2 separate regions of the Homo sapiens genome follow, and region 1 is linked to region 2. The links are chromatin contacts, found by Hi-C in ENCODE. All regions are on one chromosome and are shown on one strand. Each heading gives the region's core, a stretch centred on a gene start or an enhancer-like site at or near the end of the contact. The rest is flanking DNA. Distances are from core to core; before and after follow the strand shown.

Region 1 (5,441 bases), core at 1,905-4,404, 140 kb before region 2:
ATATTTGTTGTATGGATGAAGGAATGGTGGAATGAAACCTAAATAATTATTGAGGCATATTGCTTTATAAAAGGCCTATCAGACCGGAGATTTGTTTGAACACTCTAATCAAAGGAAGGCTGAGTTCTTTGAGACATTAATCAAAACTTGAGATACAGTAAGAGAAAGAAGTTCATTTAAGTTTTAATTTCAATTTGCTTTTTTGAGTAATTGCCTCCTGTTGCAGGTGTTATTTTTTTCAAAGTGAGTTAAATACGAAAAATAAATTGGAAAATTATCTTCCTTCTTTTCCTGCAGCATGAACTTCTGATTGTGGTTGATTCTTGTTTTCACTGCAGAACAAAGACGACTAAAGAAGACAGACATTCCGCTACTGCAGAGGCTCCTACAGGGACCTTCTGAAAAGAATGCTCGCATTTTCCTCATGGATAAAGATGCAGAAGAAATTAGCAGTGATGTATGAATACCATCACCCTGAATCTGTTTTTTGCTTCCCTCCTGACTCAGCACCTCTTGCATAATTGTTCTGCTTTCTTTTTTTTTTCTTCTTCTTCTTTCTTAGGTGGCTCAGTACATTAACTTTCACTTTTCTCTCTTGGAATCCATTCTTCAAAGATTAAATGAAGAAGAGAAAAGAGAGATTCAAAGAATAGTAACAAAGTAAGTCAAGAGCATGCACATTGGATACTCCGTTCTTTAATATGTCCAATGCACAAAATATGTCCAATTTTTAATAGTCTTTCTTCTTCTCATTTTCAGATTCAATAAAGAAAAGGCGATTATACTGAAATGTCTTCAAAATAAACTAGTAATAAAAACAGAGACAACAGTTTAGCAGTACAAGCTTCTATTGCTAAAACATTTCAAAAAACTCAGAGATATTACTCTTTGATGAATGCATAAGTTCTGTACTTGCATTTATACGAACATATATGAGACTTGAATCGTAGAAAATTGAATGTCAAAAAAAGCTCATTTCTTTTTGAAGTGATGAGGTTAATTAGGGTTCACAGTTGGACAAAATGAGTTTGAGTTTAGTTTCAGTAACTGAAATAAGCTTGAATACTGCATATGCCAAATAGCTTTTATAGTAAACCATGTAATGAACTCAAATTTAAATGGTGTCTTCAGATAAGCAGTTTAAACTTCATTTAGCTTGGACTCTCAAGAGAACTGAAACATAATCAATGGATTCAGAAATGACTCAGAAAAAAGAAGCTGCCAGTTCTTGGAATGAAAAAGAAATACAGTCTTACACCATCAAGGAATCTACCTGATAGTGACAGTAGCTTCTTGAAAACTCTGGCATTTTCATAAAATCTAGGACTATCTTAAATGGCCTGTTGACTTCTGACTATCTGTAACATCAGAGCTGTCTGGCCTTTGGAAAGGAAAAATTATGGACTCTGTTAAGAAATCCTAATTGAAATTTTCTGAACCTCCCCCCAGCCCTTTTATTCTCTCTCTTCTGCTGATGAAAGACCTTTCATCAGTTCAAAGCTTTTCTTAAGCTCTTTTTTAAGTTAATTGAACTTTTTCTTTATTTATTTTTCAAAAAAATGTTTATATCACATAGACATATTACATCGGCTAAAGTAAGACTTGGCCCACAAATACCTATTTGTTGCTGAATGAATACAATGGATAAAGCAAGGCTGTTGTAGCTGAAGTTACATAGGGAATCCCAAACTCTGCCCTCTTAGCATCTTATTCTACATGACAACTCTCAAGGTACTCACAGATCTGTTTAACCCACTTGAAAAAAAAACACTAAAAATGAAGAAATGCTATAAGTATAAACTATGATTTTATTTATAAATTCTGTATTAAAATGGAATTATATGCAACATTCTTTCATTCTGTAAACTAATTCCATTTGCATTCCTCATAAGCATTGTAGTAAATTGATCATATTACATGTACTAAGGAATGAGATTATATGCAGTAAACCCAACTGGAAGATTAACAATATTAAAATATGAAACATTTTTAAGACAAAGGCATTACTTCTCAGTATTACCAAACCTAAACTGGTTGAAGGTGAAAGTGTGCTATGGCCTTTTCAAGCCTAAGAAGTCTCTCTTACTGAGTAAACCAGAGGCTTGCATCGCTATTCTTTCACCTGTCAATATTAATAAGAAAATAGTCTCATCTCACTTAAATGAGGCAAATGTAATAGTTAAAATTCAACATACTTATAAAAAACTAGTGTCATGTACCTGCCATGAACATGACAAAAGGTTAGTCTTCAATAGACTGAAATGTATAAGAGAAGAACCAAGTCTTACATAGAAAAAAAAGGTAGATATGAAAAGAAAAATCACAGAAGAGAGAATGCAAATGGCCACTAAGTATATGAAAAAAGTCGTATCTTAACAGTGAACAACTGTGTTAGTCTGTATCAATCAGAAGACAGAAACAAGGTAGTAATTTAAACAGGGAAAGTTTAATATAAATAATAATTAAGCTATGATAGGAGAATAATAATAAAGATGAAAAGAGAAGGTACCCTAAGGCTGAGGGAAAGAATCCTAACAAGGAAAGGCAGGAATGAGGGTTTCAGAATTCACTGGAGAAGGTGTGGTTGCAGCCCACTGGAGAGAAGTTTGCTGGCTTGCCCAGGCCAGAGCAGGACCACAGATACTGGACAAGCTGGTACAGCCAACCCCCTAGGTGTGGACCAGCTGAGGCAGGTGGGCAGATATGCAGAGGGACTTGGGGCTTTGCCAAAGGGTAAGCACAAAGAAGGAGTCACGGGTTCTGTTCGAGGCACTGTTGGGATTAGGAGCCGGAGGGACCTACTTTGCAGGAACCTAGCATAACTTTGTGTGACGAGACTGCACAAGACAAAGCTCAGGCAAGTGGCTCAGTAGTTGGCCAGCCCAGCAGGGTCCTCTGTATGAGTGTGCACCCAGCTGAAGAGAAGAAATGGAGAGCAGCAATTGGAGCTTCAGGACCGGCTTGCACTGTGGCTCCAGGTTATACCACCACTGCCCAAAGCAAAAGCTAGAGAAGCAAGTGGAGAAATGCTGGAGAAAGCTGCACCCTACAGGCAACCAGCACTGCAGAAACCACTCCAGGCAAAGTAGTGAAGGAAAAAAGCCTGCTCTCCAGTAGCCTGGCCTGTCAGCCTGGAGGAATCAGGAAAGACCCCTTCCTCTTGCAGTGTGTCTCCAGCGCCCTCTACTGACAAAGTATGCCATCATGCAAGCTGCAAAGGAAACATTTCAAGAGTCTATATCTATTTTCACGGAGCGGGCAACCAACAGTGAATGTGGAGCTGAGAGACAGTAAAATAATAACTGACATGCCACCGAAGTACAAAGTAAAATAAATAAATAAATACACATTTTGGCCTATTAGCAAAGATTAAGAAATGATAACATTAAATACTCAATAAATCACCATGAGATGGGGACTCAAACTTCTGGTAAAAATACAAATAGATATAATTTTTCTTGAAGGCAATTTAGTAGTCTGTTTATCCTATAATTCTACTTGTAAGATCCTATCATATGAAAATAACCAGAGATACAAAGACATTCTGCAAAGATATGTTTTATATTGTTATTTATTGTGACAAAAGGAAATAAAAAGCCTAAATGTTCAGAAAATTATTTTAAAAGATGAAAGAGGGAAATAGGCCATGGACGGTGGCTCACGCCTGTAATCCCAGCACTTTAGGAGGCCAAGGTAGGTGGATCACTTGAGGTTGGGATTTCGAGACCAGCCTGGCCAACATGGTGAAACCCTGCCTCTACTAAAAATACAAAAAATGAGCCGGGTGCAATGGCAGGCACCTATAATGCCAGCTACTCGGGAGGCTGAGGCAGGAGAATCGCTTGAACCCGGGAGGCGGAGGTTGCATGAGCCGAGATGGCGCCACTGCTCTCCAGCCTGGACGACAGAGCAAGACTCCGTCTCTAAAAAAAAAAAAAGAGGGAAATAAACATTTATTTGTATATTGTTATGTAGCCATTAAAATTCTGTTTCCAAGTAATTTTAATTACAGGGGTAAATTCTTATATATCTAAATAAGAATATACACATACACATGTTCCAAAATATTTATTATGTACTTAAGGCATATATATTATATATGTATGTGTGTGTATATATATATGTATTTGTGTGTGTGAACACTAATATTTGCATATATATACACACAAGAAATAAAAACATGTTAAAAATGGCTATATCTGCATTGTAGAATTATGAGTGATTCATGTTTTTCTAACTTCCCTATCTGTATTAAGTGTTCTATAGTTTATATTTGTTACTTTTTACATCAGGAAATAGTAAAGTTATTATTTAAAACTTATGAACAAAAAAGTAACAAGCACATGCAAGCACAGAGTTCTACCAAATGCAAAAAATTTCAAATCAATTATTCAAATGAGACATTAACATCACTTCTGTGGTAGTTTTATATCCATAAAGTCTGATTCTTCTCCTTTGAAGAGATGAAGCTTAATCTTCCTCATCCTGAAAATGGGCTGGACTTAGTGACTTACGTCTTTTTATTTTATTTTTAATTGACAAATAATAATTGTATGTATTTATGGGGTACAATATTATATTATTATATATGTATACATTATGGAATTATTAAATCAAGCTAATTAACATATCCATAACCTCTTATAATTTCTTTGTGGTGAGAACATTTAAAAATGTACTCTTTTAGCAATTAGGGACTTACTTTTAATACAGGAAAATGGAAGAGACTGTGAGACTTTGAAGTAGGTCATAAAAGTCACTGTGGCTTCCTCCTTGCTCTCTCTTGGACCACTTGCTCTGGGGGAAGTCAACTGCCATGTCCTGAGCAGCCCTGGAAAGACCTACATGATGAAGAACTGAGACCTTCTATCAAATGCCAGCAGGGAATTGAGGCCTCCTGTCAACAGCCATTTTAGAAGTAGATCTTCCAGCCTCAGTCAAGCCTTCAGATGACTGCAGCCCTGTCTAATAGCTTGACCGTAATTTCATGAGAGACCTTCAGCCAGAAAACCCAAGGAAACCATTCTGGATTCCTCATCCTCAGAAACTGTATGAGATAAGAAGTGTTTGTTGTAGTACGCCGCTAAATTTGGGGCAATTTGTTACATAGCAATGTATAGCTCATACAATTTCTGGGAAAAAAATAGTTTATTTTCGAATCATTTTTGCATAATGCAAGAATATAAACTTGTCACAGAATAATTTATCCTTGTTTTAGGTGGTCCAAATATTTCATTGTCAGTTATATATTAGCTCAAATTAAATTTTAGATAATATATATTATTATTAATGGTAAAGAATGTGTCACATTTATCTTTATAGCTTTTCTGTACCTAATATTGTGTCTTGTGCGTAGGATGTGCTCAATAAAAATTGATTGAATAAATAAGTGAATGAAAGAATAAATGAATGAGTGAAGGAATTATCTGAAATATTTTTAT
Region 2 (6,184 bases), core at 3,060-5,559:
TTTTCTAATGTCTAAAATCAGAACTATAGATTCTGAAAAATTTTCCATACAAATTCTAATGTATTTTGTTTCAGCCTGATGAAATAGATTTCTTTGCTGCCTTATGGAAAATGAGACTTTAATGTCCAAACAATAAAAGGAAAAAAGCCATGCAATCTTTTGTTTCTCTTTCCCAATTTTGAATTATTTTATTTTTCCTTTTTGTGTTATCAAAAATTTGGACTAGGATATATAAACTTTTATAAATATATAAACCATGTTTCATGGACACAGGGAGGGAAACAGCACACACTGGGGCCTGTCAGGGAGTGGAGTGCAGGGAGGGAGAGCATTAGGAAAAATAGGTAATGCACGCTGGGCTTAATACCCAGGCAACAGGTTGGTAGGTGCAGCAAACCACCATGCCACGTGTTTACCTATGTAACAGACCTGCTCATCCTGCCCGTGTACACCAGAACTTTAAATTTAAATTTAAATAAAAAAAGAAACTGAGCAAAATAATATTTTCATGATTCTCATTAAAGATGTAACTTTTGGAATTGCAAATACATATGTATATATTATGGTATATACATACATATATATACATATACACACACACACACAGACATACCACATTTCAGACATAAATGCTCATTTTACATGCCATCCTTACAAGACAATAAAAAACTGCATATTATTTTCAATTATAAATAAAAATGATTTTGAAATGAAATAATTATTTTTTAAAAAAACACTTTTCTTGGCCACAATTACATATTTAGCTAAAATGTTTTAAAATGTATGTGTTTCCTCCTCTGTGACTTACCCTTACCAAACTCAGATGACAGCATCAATATTCCACAGAAAGCATCTGAGGAATACATGTGTTTCATGTATCTGAGGGAACTTTTATGTAGCTTTTATAGCTGCTACAGTAATATTTAGAGAATCCTGGAAGGCTTACGTAAGATTTCTAATTCCCAATCCTCATTTAAAAGACATACCTTTGAATTTACAAGAATAAATCAGCGATCTGTAACATTACCTTGAACCTCTAATTGGTTGTAAAGTTGCAATAGATAATGTATTCTTGTTTTTTTATACACATTTTGAAAAGATTATCAGAACAAGACAAAAATAGAGATGCAAAACAGAAATTTTTGTCAATTCATAAATTTCAAAGTTGGAAAGAACTTAAACTATATCCTTAAAGGAGCATCTCTTCTATGATATTCCAGGTACATTGTCTTTCAGCCACCTAATTAACCCCACCATAACAGAGTATTCTCTGGGCATGTTGTTTTATAATTGGAGAGTTCTAATCATTATCAAGTTTGTTTCTATGTTGAGATAAAATAAATAATAAATATTATTTGTTGAGCTTCTACAATGAAATATCCTTATACTAAGAAAAGTATTTAGTGTTTATCTAAAATTCAGATTGAACTGGGTATTATGTTTTGTTGTTGTTTGCTAAACCTGGCAACCCTAACGATGTGCTATGCATCTTACATTCACTATAGTTATAGTGTAATGAAGCTACTAAGACTGTCAATTTTAAGCCAGATGGTCTAGTTCAAATCCTGGCTCTGCCATTTGGTGGTTCCCATAAGAAAGTTACTTAAATTCTCTGAGCCTCAGCTTCCTCAGTTGGAAGATTAGCATCTATCTTCAAGGATTATTTTAAATGTTTAATAAATAAATATAGGTAAGCAAAGCTGATATCCTGCCCAGAAGCCCGAGCCAGCATCTCTTGACTCACTGGACAACCATTCTGATTCATCAGTGCTATCTATCCCCTATGTCATAAAATATTTTTATTATCAATATACACATTATGCTCCCTAGAATAATGCCAGTCACATTGTGTGTATAATAAAAGTTAGCTACTATTGCTGTTATATCAATTTCCATGCTAACTATGAAATGGGAGCTATTATCATCCCTTATTTTACAGATAAGAAAACTGAAGCTCAAAAAAGTTAATATGCCCATAGTCATCAAGATAATCTTATTTCAGAACCTTAGCTCTCAGTCATCATATTTATATGGTCTCTTTATAATAACTACCTATTGTTCTCTTCTGCCCTCTTTAGCAATTCAGAATGAATCTAATCCCTCTTTCATACAATAGCTCTTCAAATATATAAATGCATTTTTCACTGCTATTTTTGTATCTTCTCTTCAGCATGCTAAATTTTTGTCAAATATCACAATGCTTTTTTAAAATTATTCACTCACCTGGTTTTCTAAACACCCTGAAGACTGTTCATCTCCAGTGGGTTTCTCAATTGCAGTCAATGCATCTTTCACCATTTTGCTTACTTCCTTGTAAGTGGCTTCTTGAACAAACTGGGCAAAAAATATGGTAGCCCTGAAACAAAAATACGTGTGAATCCTTAAGGAACAGACCTGCAGCAAGCTTATTTTTCTCAAGTATAGTTTTTCATTTGTTTGTTTTGTTTTCTATTTATGTTGTAATCTGTTTAGACATTTGATTTGTAAAATTATGTAAAATTAGCTTCCAGGTCATCTGAGAAGAAACTTTAGTCTTTTTCTTGTTTTCTTTTGCCATAAATATACATATAGATGTTAAAGGCTAAAATAAGTGGATTTCCCATAAGAGTGGTTTCTCCTTCTGTGACCATCCATCTACTGTAATGTACCCATAATTGAGGGTATCTATATTCTTTATGGTTACTTTTAAATTTAAGCAAAAAAAAATTGGTAATTAGACAGACCTCTAACAGTGTCTATTCCCAGTATGATCAAGGTCTAAAACCCAAGACTACAGTGCTCATGGATTGACTCAAAGCAATCCTTATGCAGGTTTGGATGTGCAAGGAGTAACAGCAACACACTACTTTAAATTCTTTGTTAGAAATTTTTAAAATGTGGAATGGAAAGACATCCAAGAGACTAACATACTCTCCACAAATAACAGCAAATAGAATATTTTATCACCTATGGTTTGCTGCTAAGATTTAAATAGTATACAGAAAAGAAAACATTATAATATCACCCTGTTGGTACTGATGAGAAAAATTCCTGAATTAGTATATGGCTGTCACTGATCAGACACTAATCTTCAGTTTCTAAAATCTGATTTGGTTTGACTCATGAGATTTCAAGGAATCAAAAGGTCAATGTCGAAGACATTAGTCAACAGTTTAACCTCTTCAACATCAAGTTGATATTCAGTATGAGTAACTTTTCTTGAAATTGTCCAAATTGCTTTTGTGCTTTTAAGAGCTCACAGGGGTACCCAATTTTATTTAAGTATTTACTTATCCTTGCTTTACACATTTAAAGTACATTTATATAAGCAAAACTTACAGGTCAGCTAAACTTATCTCTGCAGTACATTGGTAAGAATCCAATATGGAAGCTGGAAAGCAAAATAAACTTCATGAAACGTGTTTTCAACTGCAACCAAGAAAGTAATCATTGTTACATATGAATGTTTGTGTTTCAGTTAGAACTGTACAGTTTCAGAATTAAAAGAACATTAGGGATAACCTAAGCATCTTAATTTTATACTTGAGGAAAAGAAAACTAGGAAACTAAGGAATGAAGTTAACAAGCATAATTTATAGTAGACCTATCACTAAAATCCAGATTTTGTCTTCCAGTTGTTTGGTTTTTCCCTGTACTGTAGTGCTGTAACTGTCCTGAAAGTCAAATGGTTAAAAATATATTTCAGGCATTCTTTTGAACATAGTTATACTACGGTTTGCCATTCATATCCCAGTCACAATATTTCTTCTTCAGACCATCAAATAATGACCCATTTTTCTGTATTAAAAACAAAGATTTTATCTATTTTACTAGTCTGAGGGAGTTATGTGAAGGAGCATAATTCTGGCTTCTTCACATATAAAATTTTATTTATATTCATATATATGTACATATATGTGTATATATATAATTTTTCAAAGTTAATATGCATACCATTGAAGTGTAAAAATTAATTCAACATGAAACATACAAACCATTCATCCATTAAACACTGCTATAACTTTGTAAACCTCTTGTAAAGTTACAAGTTTATCTTTCATTTAAATATATCCATCAGTTAAATATTTTTTCTCCATGTGGAATAATAAATATGAATAATAAATCAAGACAAATTAATGCAAATTTTATAATTTAAAAAATTTTGATATAGAGAAAAGACAAGAAAAACACAAAATATCTCACCTATTCCATATTCATTTCTATGCAGTGTTCTGGATTCAGTAAAATTTAGTAGGAAAATTAAAAAAATTGATTCCACCCACTTCATGGTTGCTAGTTATTTTGTTATTGGCAGTGGTGGAAGCACAATATGGAAAATCATGCTGAAATTCTTTTATACTCTTTTCAGGCAATGCCTGTTAACTAGTAACCTTTTGTTGGTATATCTGTTACTTTATGGTATTTCCTTAGGTTGAAAATGGGACATTTGCCAATAATTAACAGCATAGCGGTTATTTGTATTTTATGTTCAAGGACACAGAGCTCTTTGGGGCAGAAAAAAAAAACTTGCAAACTTATTTTATTTTGCAAATATAACAAATATTCTCCTCAAACTACAGAATATTCAAAGAGATGACTTGTCCCTAAGTTGCAGAATAATTAATTTCTCTCAAATTAAGTTAATGAAGCCATAAAGAAAAGACAGCAGATTTGGTATGCAATTCATCTAAATACATTAATTCTTTAAAACTATTAAATGCCTATCATATGCCAGGCACACAAGACATTGTCTGACCAATTCAGACTCTTCATCTTGCAAATATAACAAATACTCTCAAAGTACAAAAAATTCAGAGAGATGACTTGTCCCTAAGTTGCAGAATAATAAATTCATTTCAAATTATCATTGCTTGATAATTATGCTGTCATTGTTTAGCTCAGAAACACTTTTCACTTAATATGTATGTCAATAAGGTACATTTTAAAGTATTTAGTATGCGATGTATGGCTTAACATAGAAAACTTAGAGCACAAGCCCTAATAAACCAAGTCCTATAATAATTTTATTTGCACATGTGTCTTTATAAAGTGGGTCAGGTGCATCATTCACTTAGCAACTCAAGATGATGATGTTAATACTAAATGATGGATGCTAAGAGTGGCTCACCTCCTATCATCCCTGTCTACAAGGGTTCCCGATCTTGGCTACACATTAGAATCACTGGGGGAACTTTTTGAATTCCCAATGCCTAGTCTGTAACCCAGACCAGTTAAATCAGAATCTGTGGAGTTGAGACCCAGGCACCAGTATTTTCTAAAGCTTCACAGGTGTTTCATTATTCTAAAGGTAAGATTATAAAATCAAATAACCCACACCAGGAAATAAATTAATATGGTACATTCATAAAGTAGGGTGATATACAGCCATCAAAATAACTTTGTGGAAGAATATTTAATGAAATGGAAATATGCTCATAATATATTGTTAACTGAAAAACAGGACAAAACAATACATGGAGAGTGCTCTCATTTGTGTATCATTGTACCTCCTCTGTATTCCTCCCACCCTCTAAAAAAAATGTTGAATAAAAGACAGAAATAATGGACAACAAAGTTTTAACATTGGGTTTCTCTAGATGGTAAGATAAGTGAATTTAATTCTATCTCTCTCTCAAAACTTCTTCAATGAAAGAGCAGTATGCAATTTTAAACATAAAATTTTTAAATAAGCTAAGTACAGTACTTAAAAAATAGATCATACTGCAAGCTACTAGGGCACACATTTAAACAAAAAGGGTTTACCGTCAGTAGCACTTCCAGCAAATACAAACATTTATCATAGTATAAACAAGGTCTTCAATGCTAATCAAGTACAATTCCCATTCATTTGTTAGTTTTTGTCCATTTTCTGCTATGCGTGTCTCTCCTAAGTTTTGTCTCCTAAGGAACATGTTAACAAAACAGGCCTTGCTCACGTACTCTCCAGAAAGAGGTAGCACCATCCTTGTCTATCCGTTTGGATTCCAGGATAGTATTTACAAAGTGCAGTTCTTCTACTCTTCCTCAAGGGGGACTTTACTCAAATATATGAAAGCCAAAGTATTTGTTATGAAGGAATACCTGAAAAGCAATAGTCATGAAGTATTAGTTATGAAGAACTGAAATAGAGTTTTATGAAGCAAACTATATAAGCTTGCCCAAGCATGGGCAAAATATCCCAAAGGCTTTCACAGTGTCTGGTTCA

The links. Hi-C counts contacts between places; a loop is a spot of excess contacts on that map. Pooled maps may share reads with other maps.
Region 1: a pooled map shows a loop between it and region 2 (2.4-fold over the local background). The contact joins the enhancer-like site here to the promoter of AFP in region 2. A Hi-C loop is called at or near these places in 3 of 37 single-sample maps with no recorded cell type and 4 of 50 pooled maps.

The regions. Positions count from the first base shown.
Region 1 is chr4:73,571,629-73,577,069 of GRCh38, reverse strand. It overlaps RASSF6 (Ras association domain family member 6), which reads left to right. Exons shown (of 11, transcript NM_177532.5): 9 at 339-457; 10 at 563-660; 11 at 760-5,441. The coding sequence ends at 835. Among named protein-coding and RNA genes, the nearest start is that of RASSF6, 46 kb to the left of the region's middle. Within about 2 kb of position 3,154, at least 2 of the 41 ENCODE cell types and tissues checked have a DNase peak (open chromatin) inside an H3K27ac peak, as active enhancers do.
Region 2 is chr4:73,434,346-73,440,529 of GRCh38, reverse strand. AFP (alpha fetoprotein) reads right to left here and starts at 4,309. Exons shown (of 15, transcript NM_001134.3): 1 at 4,183-4,309; 2 at 3,319-3,370; 3 at 2,224-2,356. The coding sequence starts at 4,267. RefSeq lists enhancers at 4,420-4,442, 4,283-4,479, 4,469-4,489, promoters at 4,283-4,479, 4,283-4,565, 4,283-6,184, a cis regulatory region at 4,480-4,711 and silencers at 6,072-6,102, 5,726-6,132.